Regions from separate parts of the Homo sapiens genome. Here region 2 is linked to region 1. Evidence: read pairs that join two places in POLR2A ChIA-PET (ENCODE). Cell type or tissue: Panc1. All regions are shown on one strand. Each heading gives the region's core, and the rest is flanking DNA. Links, peaks and the distances in the headings are about the cores only. Region 1 overlaps PAQR9 (progestin and adipoQ receptor family member 9). Region 2 overlaps PCOLCE2 (procollagen C-endopeptidase enhancer 2).

Region 1 (5,385 bases), core at 136-5,135:
GAAGATGGTGTTGGTTTCAAGTTTTTGGTGGGATTGGAGATAGCTTACAGGAGCGTGCAGAGCATTTGGGTTCCCAACAAGGACAAAGAGCCAACCCTCTAATGTAGATGTGTTTCTAATGCAGCCATGGGAGAAGTTCTAGACTGATGCCATCCATCCTTGCTTAAAATTAAAAACATAATATCCAAGAATAAACAAGGCAGTTTTATTATGAAAGGCAGGAGCACATTATTGAGTTGTCACTGAAAATTTTGAGTTAAATAAGATTACACTTGCCTAGTTAAACGCTGAAGTTTGATTTGGTTCCAGACTATGGAAATGATGGGCAGTCACCCTAAATCCTTGAAACATTCATGAGCATGTCCCTGAGATCCTTTCTAACAAACAGATTAGCCAATGTTATTTAGACATTTCTTACAAATGCTAACCTGTAATTGAGATGGCCACTCTAGATTAACACAAACCACTGAGATGACTTGTTTAAATACTTACCACACTTCCTGGTAGGTCATTTTGTTAGAAGCCAAATAAGTCATTGATTGGGAGTTTTTTTTGTTTTGTTTTGTTTGGAGACATGTGTGCCTTTACTGGCTCAGCAGGAGGAGTGGGTGGCCCTCATACCCAGCCAGCTGTACTTCACTGGCTTGTAGGTGATGGAGAGCTTGCCCAGGTAGTGGTGGCTTATCTTGGGCTTGATCTCCACTGCCTAGTTGAAGGTCTTGGGCAGGATGATCATGTCCCACAGGTGCATCTTGATTTTATGATATAACTTAGATCATGCATATGAGGTAGATGAACACTTACCTCAGCACTGGTAGGCTGGCACTTCTAAAACAATTGCTGGTTTTGTTTATGCTTTTAATCACTTCTCTGTAAACAGAGAAGCTCAGCACAATTCCCTGGAGGAACCGGTATCCTTGTGTGTGTTACTTTGCACATAGAAGTTAAATTTATATATGTCTATATTTAATTTAGAATCTCTTACTGAGATTGTAAATACACTTTGCACAGTTGTTGACGAGTGTCAGTGTCTCATCCTTTGTGAAGTGCAAGGAGATTCCTGTTAGGTTACAGAGGCTAATTTGTACTTACAACAGATGTTATTCCTCAGCTGTAACTTAATTCAATAGATGCATTCAAGGACAACTGTGGAAATCAGGATATTTCCACATGCAAATTTATTTGCATGTCATTGTTGTTTTTTCTAGAGCCCCAAAGAACATTGGTTTGGAAGCTAGAGAAACAGGGTGAAGCGTATTATGTAGTTTCTTTGTAAAATGGGACCTCAATTTCAGAAGGAACTTTCAGGAGGAAGACTTCTAGCAAGGATTAATGAGTTTGAGAACAATAACTAAAACACCAAATTTGTCATTTTAATTTTTTGTTGTTCTTCCAGGTCCACAGACAGAATTCTCTTCTTGTCCTTTGTCTTTGACCTTAAGGAGAGGCCACTTAAGGATAAAATTATACCCATATCATTTTTCAGGTGATTATGCTGCATGAGTACAGTGAGATGACACACTTTTTGCCACACAGGTTTCAGCACCCAGTATGTCCCAGAGAGAATGAGGATTCACTTTCCTCTTCCCTTTGCCTTTTCCTTCGTCCACTGTTCTTTCCTATTCCATCTTAGATTTTGTAGACCACATATAATAATGACAAGAGGACATTCTAGTTGAAAACTGGTTTGGCTTCACTTCATGTTTGCAAATAGGTACCATATACACTAGTCAAAGCCAGGGATGATTTGTTAAACTATACAGTTTATTTGCTGAATTTATTAAATTTCTTGATGTTTTAGAAGTGAATATTTACTTTGAATCTCCCCATTTGCACGGAACTATCCAGGTTTATTACACATTTCAAGGTAATGTGGCAATCAGAACAATATATATTTTAAAATATTTTTCACACTTTCCATTTTGCCACATTAAAATTCAGTTTTACTTTATTGTGTTCAGCTGTTTGAAATGTAGGACAAATTATAAATAAGAATTCAGTCCATTATCTATGTACAACCTATTTTGGCAGTAGAATTTTGAAGCATATTATGTAATATGTTTCATTTTTACTTGTTAGTCATGATCTGGATGACATCTCAAGGAGCGGCGCCATAGAGTCATGCCTGGAAAATGAAGGTGTTTGACTTCGGTGCCTGTCACCCCGTGGGTTGGTCTCTGGGGCTGACTCAGACTGACTTAGTTGGCTAATGGGGTTCCTTTCTTCCCTGCCGTTCTTGCAGCTCAGGTGAAGAGGATGACCTTCCCAGAGAGAGGAAATGAGTTCCTCGGTCATGTCATGACTGGCTTGTAAAAATAAATGTGAACTTTTCCACTAGCCATACACTTTCTATAAATAGCCCAGGGAGAAAGTATGGGGCTACAGAGCTGGACAGAGTGGCCTTCATATGTTTCCATTCATAAATCCAGCTTGTAAGTGCTTGCAGTCAAAAAACAATTTAGCCTAATTTATAGTGATACTTCATAGGAATCATTTCTAAGAATGCAAAATTTTGGGACAGAGGTGATTTATATCATTTTTTCCTGATTTGGTGCCAACTCTGAGGACTAACAGCAATAATAAACAGGAATTTTTATCTTTAAATCTCTTCATAACTTTAATTAGTTAATCTGCACAAAGCTATAATAGGAGACAGGTATGGTGGGAGTTATCTCCATTTCAAAGCTTTATAGTTGGTCCAAGGTGACAGGATTAAGTTTTCAAACTGGCATTAGAATGCGGAGACCATTGTCTGCTCAACTGTGTTTACTAGTTTGCATGGCTATGATGCCTGGCCAAGCACACAGACACTAATTGGAAAAAGAGATATAGATACAGTCCCTTAATTGACTAACTTTAAAATTGAGCAAAGTGAGATAGGGCTGTCTTTGAAATTAGATCAAAATATCTCAAACAAAATGTTATCAGCCACTTAAAATGGTTGTTACCATCTTGTTCTTCAACTGTTGAAGTTTACCACTGCTGACTTCACTCTGTCAGCAATCTTTGAGCTGTTCATTCATGCACTCATATCATACCTTTCATGATCTTTGAGCACCTACTGTGTGTAAGACATTGGGCAAGGACCCATCCGTATTATTACAGCCATTACCCTTTTGTCTTCTGGTGGAAGAGAGAAGCCCCAGAAAGTCTCTCTGGCCAGGAACCAAACTCTGACCTTGGCTGTAGGTAGAATGCCGTAAGTCCCTGAGTTTGGGTCTCTTTTTTTGCTAGCATAAGTGCAATCCATAGAATCTTATTTCTATTCACATGCTGACTTCCTCAGCAATCAATTTCTTTCTTTTTTCTTTTTCTGTGTGCTCCTAGGCCTATTGTTAAAAATAACTTGAAAATGTAATGTACAATCCAAGTGAGGGGATAGTCGGCATATGTACAGAATTGAAAAACTTATCACTAATATTATGAAAACACTAATAACGATAACTATTGGAAGATTGATAGTATTCATACTATTATGAAGAGTGGATCATCCAAAGTGCCTAAATTGAGATGTCTTTAAGTGTCTGAATTTTATAGTGTAATAAAACAAACAAACAAACCAATCACATACATAAGAAGGTAAATGGCTAGATCTCCAAAATTAACTGAGATTAACTAATGCTCTCTAGCCTTTTAGGATCTTTGTGTTGTAACTTATGAAACATGTCTTAGAAAACATTAATCTGGAGGAAATCATTAAAAAGTGTCAGAGGTAAAAAAGATAGGAAGAATGCATGGGAAGGGGAGAACAAAGAGGATTAGAGTCAAACAGTCAGAATGGGGCAGCAAGTTCAACTGTGCAGTCAGCCTGAGTTTTAAATTTTGTCCTTAGAAAAGCATGTGAACTCCCAGGGTGTTAGTGTTCGAGTAGACAGGCAAGGAATTCTGTTTGTCAGCTTAACCACATCTTGTAGCGTTTGACCTGAGCACGAGTGTCCAGGTATATTTTGAGTGGTACATTTATCTCCTGGCTTAAAGCCCTTACTTTGTTTCCATAAAATTAGGACAGAGGCAAAAAGGCATTACGGGATAGCACCAGCCAATTGTACATCACCTTTTGAATCATTTTCTTGAAGGATTGTCAATATTCTCTGACATATATCACCTGACAAAAAGCGAACAAGCCTAGACAAACTGAAAAAGGAAGCATTCAGTGGTTGGAGCTGAGCACTACTGTGTTCTTTTGTGAGAGGCCACACGTTTTCTTATTGAAGATTTGGCTTCTTCGGTATTGTGAATAATTATTTCTTAATTGTGAAAATGGATGTCAGTTCTTCTTAGTCACTCTTCCAAAAGCTAATATAAATTTCTGTTGTTGTCATTTAAAAAAGGATAACTGTATTGCATTTCTGGTTTGCAGATTTCTAACCAGTTTGTAGGCATTTTTGTTCTAGAGTGGCTCCTTAAGAATCTGTGAGCAAGTTGCAGAATTAGAGTGTTTATTTATAGGTCAGGGGCCAAGAATGCTCATTTAGCTGTTAATTGTGGCAGGATGTGACTTTTGAAAGCTCTGAACATATACCTATATGCAACAGTATGCACACTTATTTACTATTTAGCTCAGTGGAAAAACAGCCTGCTCTTTGAGCTTTTGAGAATGTTTCCCAATGTATTGTGCTTCTAAATGTAATGCACTTGCTTTAATGCTTTTGTTCTCAATCAATCTCTGGAAGCTATTCCAAACATGGCATTTCTCAAGGAAAATTTCTTGAATGTGCAAAATTATTCTCCAATGTGTAAAAGTGACAGGCCACCTTTCCCTCATGCCTTATACCTCCACCCAAAATACGCAATAAGCACTCAAGGCAGAATGGGGGGTCTTCAGGTGGTCATTTGGCCGTGCTGTAAAGATGGCCCTGCTTCTCCCAGTACACCATGATATTGAAGAAGGACACTGTGTAAATAAACTCTTGTTTCTAGATAAAGCATGGGGACACAATTTCATTTCTTCTTAGTTCCATCTCTAGTTGGAAAGCATAATCTGTTTTTAATATGCTGGATGCAAAAAATAAAATTCCTGGGAAAATTTTTTAAAAAAGTATTTTAATTTTATATTTGTAAAGTTTCTAATAGACATTTGTTTGTAAAAACAGGCCTTAGCACATAAGTGAGAACCAGAGCTTTTTGGAAAGACTCATCTTTATCCGGTGAGTTTAATCACCTTGAGCTCTTACTCAAATGATAAAGACCTAGTAGGTCTTTAAAAATGTAAATAATGTATAGTTTAAAGAAGGATACAAATCATTTTTTAAAAAAGAAGAAAACACATGAGATAGGTTTTAGGTGTGTCTCATGGCTAAATTTAAAAGTCTTTTTAAAAATTCTGGTTAGAAACTTTATTAAATTCCCTCTTCCAGCAAAACCTAGCACAGAAGGTCTACTTTT
Region 2 (5,385 bases), core at 195-5,194, 95 kb after region 1:
CTTGCTTCCTATCCAGTCACACAAATTATTCCAAGTTCTCCATACATTGATTTTGTTGACATATTTATATAATGAGCCTGCTGACTACATAATATCTGTATTTGTAGTTATTTCTAAAACTTCTTGTGTTTTAATTTTTACTCTTTTATATTATCCTCTAAAAAGCAGTGAGAGGCCCTCCATCCTTCACAGGATGTTGTTTCTTTTTATATTCTGTAGAAATTATGGCTGATCCAGAAATTAAAGTGAGAAACCAGTGTTCCTAGCCAATGCATTCTTCAAGAGATGTTGTTGTCAACTCACTTATTTTGTATGGGGTAACTTCATTAAACAAGCTTGTAAGGGGTTCCTTGCCTCTCACTCTTGGCGTAAAATGGATGTATGAAACCAGATTTTGCAGTGTGACTCAGATGTTCATCTTTATTACAAGTTAAGTTTTGATGCTTTTCTGTTTGTATTTTAAAAGTACTTTAGGGTTGACAATTTAAAAAAAAAACAGGCAAAAGATTTGAATAGACATTTCACTAGAGAAGATGTATAAATGGTCAATAAGCACATGAAGAGATGCTCAACATCATTGGTCATTAGAGAAATGCAATCAAAACCACAATAAGCTACTACTTCATACCCATTAGGATGACTTTAACAAAAAAAAAAAACACAGAGAATAGCAAGTGTTGTTGAGGATGTAAAGAAGTTGAAACTCTCATACACTGCTGGTAGGAATGTAAAATGGTACAGCCACTTTGGAAAACAGTTTCTTTTAAAGTTAAACATTTACCATATGACCAAGCAGTTGTACTTTTAGATGCAGGAGAAATGAAAATACATCCACATAAAGACTTGTACAAAGATGTTTATGGAAGCATTGTTAATAATAGCCAAAAGTAGATACATTTCAAATACCCATCAACAGGGTAAATGGATAAATATGTGGCATATTCATACAATGGAATATTATTCAGCCATAAAAGGTATGCAGTACTAATTCATGCTACATGGACCTCAGAGACACTATGCTAAGTGAAAGAAGCCAGATGCAATAGACCACATACTGTTTGATTCCATTCATATGAATGTCCAGAAAAGGCAAGTCTATAGAGACAGGAAGTAGATCAGTGCTTGCTTGAGGCTGTGGGTGGGAATGAGCAGTGACTGCAGATGGGCATGAGAAATCTTTTTGGAGTGATGGAAATATTCTGAAATTGGATTGTAGTGATGGTTGCACAACTCCATACATTTTCTAAGAATCGTTGAAATGTACACTTTAAAATGAGTGGGTTATTATGGTTTGTAAATCATACCTTGATAAGTTGTGTTGTTTTGTTTTTTTAAGGAAAAAAGTGTTTTATGATTGAAAAACTCTGACCTGAACTGGGTCTGAAATATCAAGGAACTACCAGGACCCTGGCCTGAAACTTGTGGCCAAGTGAGAAATGATAAAAGCAGAACTGCTCTATATGGCATTCGAAGACTCTCAATTTTAAGAATCAGCTTCTCCTTGAATTGAAAAACCACAGCATAAGTGCTTCTCATCAACATCAGCCATCTCTTCAGACAGCTGAGGGCTTTGAGGAAAAGGTGCTTGGTGAAACTTGGGTATTCTCATTTTATGAATAACCCTAAGCTTTGCAGTATACCAGGTCGCCATGCAGGAAGTACCAGGCATGTTTGAACGTAATTACCCCCACCCTGCTATAACTTTCAAGCCATCTGTGCCAGTTTCACGCAGTCTGGACTAGTAAGTTCTTTCTGAGACGCTCCCCAGTCTTCTTTTCCTTGTCTACTAGTGTCTTGTTTTTATGATTTTTTTTTTCTTAAATGTGTCGTCGTCACAGAACATTTAATTTAAATGCCACACCATCTGAGCAAAATGATTCACTGTCTTTTCTTCTGCTGACTAAACTCTTCTCCAGGAATCATGAGGTTTTTCTTAAATAGCATGCTAGTTTATCCACTTTTGTTTTGTTTTTAATTTAATTTACATTTTTTAAAAAGCTTTGTGTTTGGTGGAGTCTAAGTGGAAAAGAATTTAGTTTGAAAAGAATTTATAAGCAAAGTTAGCTAGGTTGTTGGGAGGCTTGGGCACACGGTGTGGAAATAATGAAAGTGCCTCCTCTGTTGATGCACCTAACCACCATCCCAAGGATGTGCCCTCGGGTTGTTGCTTCTGGCACCTCTGAGCCCTTCCCACACCCTCTTCCTCTCTTACGCGCTATTTGAGGCTACACATTTGTGAGCCATCTGGCTAGAGTAAGACAGTCGTCTGTGGCCTCAGACGTTGTTTTCTCTTGTAAAAGTTTTTCCATGTCCCATCTATCTGATCAAATGTCCTCTTTCCTGAGAGAACTGGACCTTTTGAAATGTTTTTCCCCTGAAACCATCATTCTAACTGCCTTATGATATTGCAACATTCAGCTCAAATATCTTAACCTGACATGTTCAAAAGCAAACTTATGACACCCTCTGTCCCTCTGCCCTACTTCTTTCTAAAGCAAAACAACATCAAACCTTTCTCTCCTTACTGCCTTTGTATTGTGGATGGTACCTGCAGGGCTTGAAACCCTGAAGCTATCTTCAATGTTTTTTGTTTTTTTGTTTTTTACCTGCTGTCAGACATCTGGCCTCTGCCACATTAAGTGAACCAAGCTTTCCCATGCAAATGCCTGCTGTGAAATTAAAACAACAATGGTGTCTTTTTTTTTTTTTTTTTTTTTTTGCCTGCCAGACTGATAAGTATTGATAGGCATCCAGCGTAGGAGAAGGTGTGAAAAATGGGAACTAATACAACTTTTCTTGGGGTATATTCTGTAATCATCTAAAATGCCCAACTCCTTGATTTAGCAGGTCCATTTCTAGGAATTTGTCCTATAAAAATATTCCCTTAAGCACAAGAATATTTTTATAATTATGTTTATAATAGCATTATTTATATTAATGAAAATTTGGAAACATGCTAAATTTAGAAAAATTTGAGATTTCTTGTATAAATGATGGTGCAAGTGTACATTAGAATAGTATAAAGCCATTACAGATGGTAGTATAGCTGTCTTTCAGTCCTTTGGAGTTCTCTGGATATTTGATAGGTGCTTAACAGATCTGGGTTCCATTTTAAAAATATACTCTTATACATTATTTTATAATGTTATACATGACATTGTCTTCTAGATAACCTACAAATACAGCATCTATCATTCTTATTATGTCCTAATAAAGATCACCTCAGTGGCTTCTCGTGAAACCTGATGAATTAAGCATTTATTTATGTATTTAAGCATTTATTTCAGTATTTCTCTTCCCACCAAAATTACAGTAAGGGAATTGAAAAGTTTAAACTCACAGGAAAAATGGAATTGGAACAGAATTAATAGTACATGAGAGATACCAACAAGATTTTGGAAGATAAGAAAGCAGATGGTCAGTGGTGACTGAATTAACAGAAGAGAGAGAACGAACACTCCCCTGCCAGAGGAGAAGGGAGGTGTCAGTAGGAAACAAGCCGATTTGTGCCACAGAATTCTAGAAAGGCTCTGGAGCTGGAGGCACCTGGTTTCTTGGAAGGCAGGAGGGCAGATGAGGTTAGAAGTTGGAGTTCTGTTTGAAGGCCTCTGTAAGAGCGGTTAACCCTACAGGTTCCCTCCTCCACCTCCAGCAGCAAGGGTGCTGTCTCTCTTCTACCTCCCCACCTTCTCCCTCCAGCCTGGCAGGGAGTATGCTCTGGGAACCACAGGGGTTCTGGGCTTCAGAACTGCAAGCCTAGCAGAAGAGGTCAGGCCCAGGTGTGGCACTGAAAACAGGGTAATTACAGTCTGTGTACTAGAATGGTGAGACCCCGGCCCCACCTCTTTCCCTGCTCCTCCGATGAAAGCTGCAGCAAGGTCTTTACACCTCAGGCGAGGCATGGAACAATCTTAGAGAAAATGAACAGCCCTTGAGAAAGGACCTCTATCCAGATACTGACATTTGGGAGGCCCAAGGCAAAAGCCAGCTCGTCCCCATCACACTGGTGACAAGCCCTGCCACAGAGCTTCCAGTCAGCCTCACCTCAGTTCTGAATGTGAACAGCCAGTTGGGGATTACTAGACATTTGAGGAAAGCCTCTTACATGAAAAGGCAGAGCCCAAACCGAGGGAAACAAAAACTCCAAGGCAACAGAAACAGTGCAGAGCAGAAGAAAATGTCAAAATAATAATCATTATCGTCCTCAGGGAGATGTGAAAAGACACTGTGCACATAAAATCAAAGCAGGATACTAAAAACAAAGGAAACAACAAGAAAAACACTGTTGGAAATTTAAAACTTGATAATAGAGATAAAAAAATTAGTATCAGGGCTAAACTTGACACTCAGCAGGTAGAACAAAATAAGAGGTAGAGTATTGAAGAGAAAAGATAAGAAAATTAGAGAATCCTGTCAGGGAAGTCCAAGTCTGACTAACGAGAGTTCTAAAAAGAAAGAACAGGGAATTTGGAGAGGAGGGAGTTATCAAAGAAATAACACTCAGCACAAATGAATGAAGAAAGATAAACACCAAGGTGCATCTTTGTTAAATTTACTCACAAAAATCCTACAACTCTCTGCAGAGGAGGACAGTCACATAGAAGGGGAAAGAACAGCATCAGCCTATTGCTGGAAGCTAGAAGGCAGTGGAGCAAAGCCTTTAGCGTTCTGAGAAAACCATTTAAAGCTACAATTCTGTACCTTGCCAAACTGGCAGACAAGTGTTGAGTACAGAATAATAAAGACATTTTCAGAGGTGTACTATCTGAAACTTTTAATCTCTGTACACCTTTGGTAAGAAAACTAAAGGAGGATGATCTCCAGAAAAATGAGGGAATAAAACAAGCAAGGAAAATGACCTAGAAGCCCTGGGAATGGGGGTTCCTGAATTGGTGAAGAAGTGAAGTCCCAGCCCACAGCTGTGCTGCAGGCCTTGAGAGTGACCAGTCCAGACTGGATAGAGGGTGGGCAGGAGGAAGGAGAGCTCCAGAATGGGTGTTTCCAAGAAGAGAATGGAGCTTGATAGAATACTGGTGCCTGGCCGGTATTGAGAGGGGTTTTAGTGATAGGCACATAGAAAACTAAGCTAACTTAAAGAACAAGGCATGGGCCGGGAGTGGTGGCTCACACCTATAATCCTAGCACTTTGGGAGGCCGAGACAGGCGGATCAGTTGAGGTCAGGAGTTTGAGACCAGCCTGACCAACATGGTGAAACCTTGTCTCTAGTAAAAGTACAAAATTAGCTGGGCGTGGTGGTGGGCGCCTGTAATCCCAGCTACTTGGGGGGCTGAGGCAGGAGAATAGCTTGAGCTTGGGAGGCAGAGGTTGCAGTGAGCCGAGATCGCGACATTGCAATCAAACAAAACAACAACAACAACAACAAC

The links. Peaks named below come from ENCODE experiments on the same cell type or tissue, not always from the same donor. Only the 100,000 strongest peaks of a DNase experiment are listed, where the experiment ranks them.
Region 2: POLR2A ChIA-PET joins it to region 1 with 6 read pairs; 2 of 35 experiments call an interaction of 5 or more read pairs at or near these places.

What each region holds. Positions count from the first base shown.
Region 1 is chr3:142,955,744-142,961,128 of GRCh38, reverse strand. It overlaps PAQR9 (progestin and adipoQ receptor family member 9), which reads left to right. Exons shown (of 1, transcript NM_198504.4): 1 at 1-5,385. Among named protein-coding and RNA genes, the nearest start is that of PAQR9, 5.2 kb to the left of the region's middle. RefSeq lists an enhancer at 1,622-2,821. In Panc1, for the core only: no CTCF peak of the experiment used is centred there; a DNase peak (open chromatin) is centred at 2,283; H3K27me3 peaks cover 1,130 bases.
Region 2 is chr3:142,860,431-142,865,815 of GRCh38, reverse strand. The region is part of intron 2 of PCOLCE2 (procollagen C-endopeptidase enhancer 2); the gene reads left to right. Among named protein-coding and RNA genes, the nearest start is that of PCOLCE2, 26 kb to the left of the region's middle. In Panc1, for the core only: no CTCF peak of the experiment used is centred there; no DNase peak of the experiment used is centred there.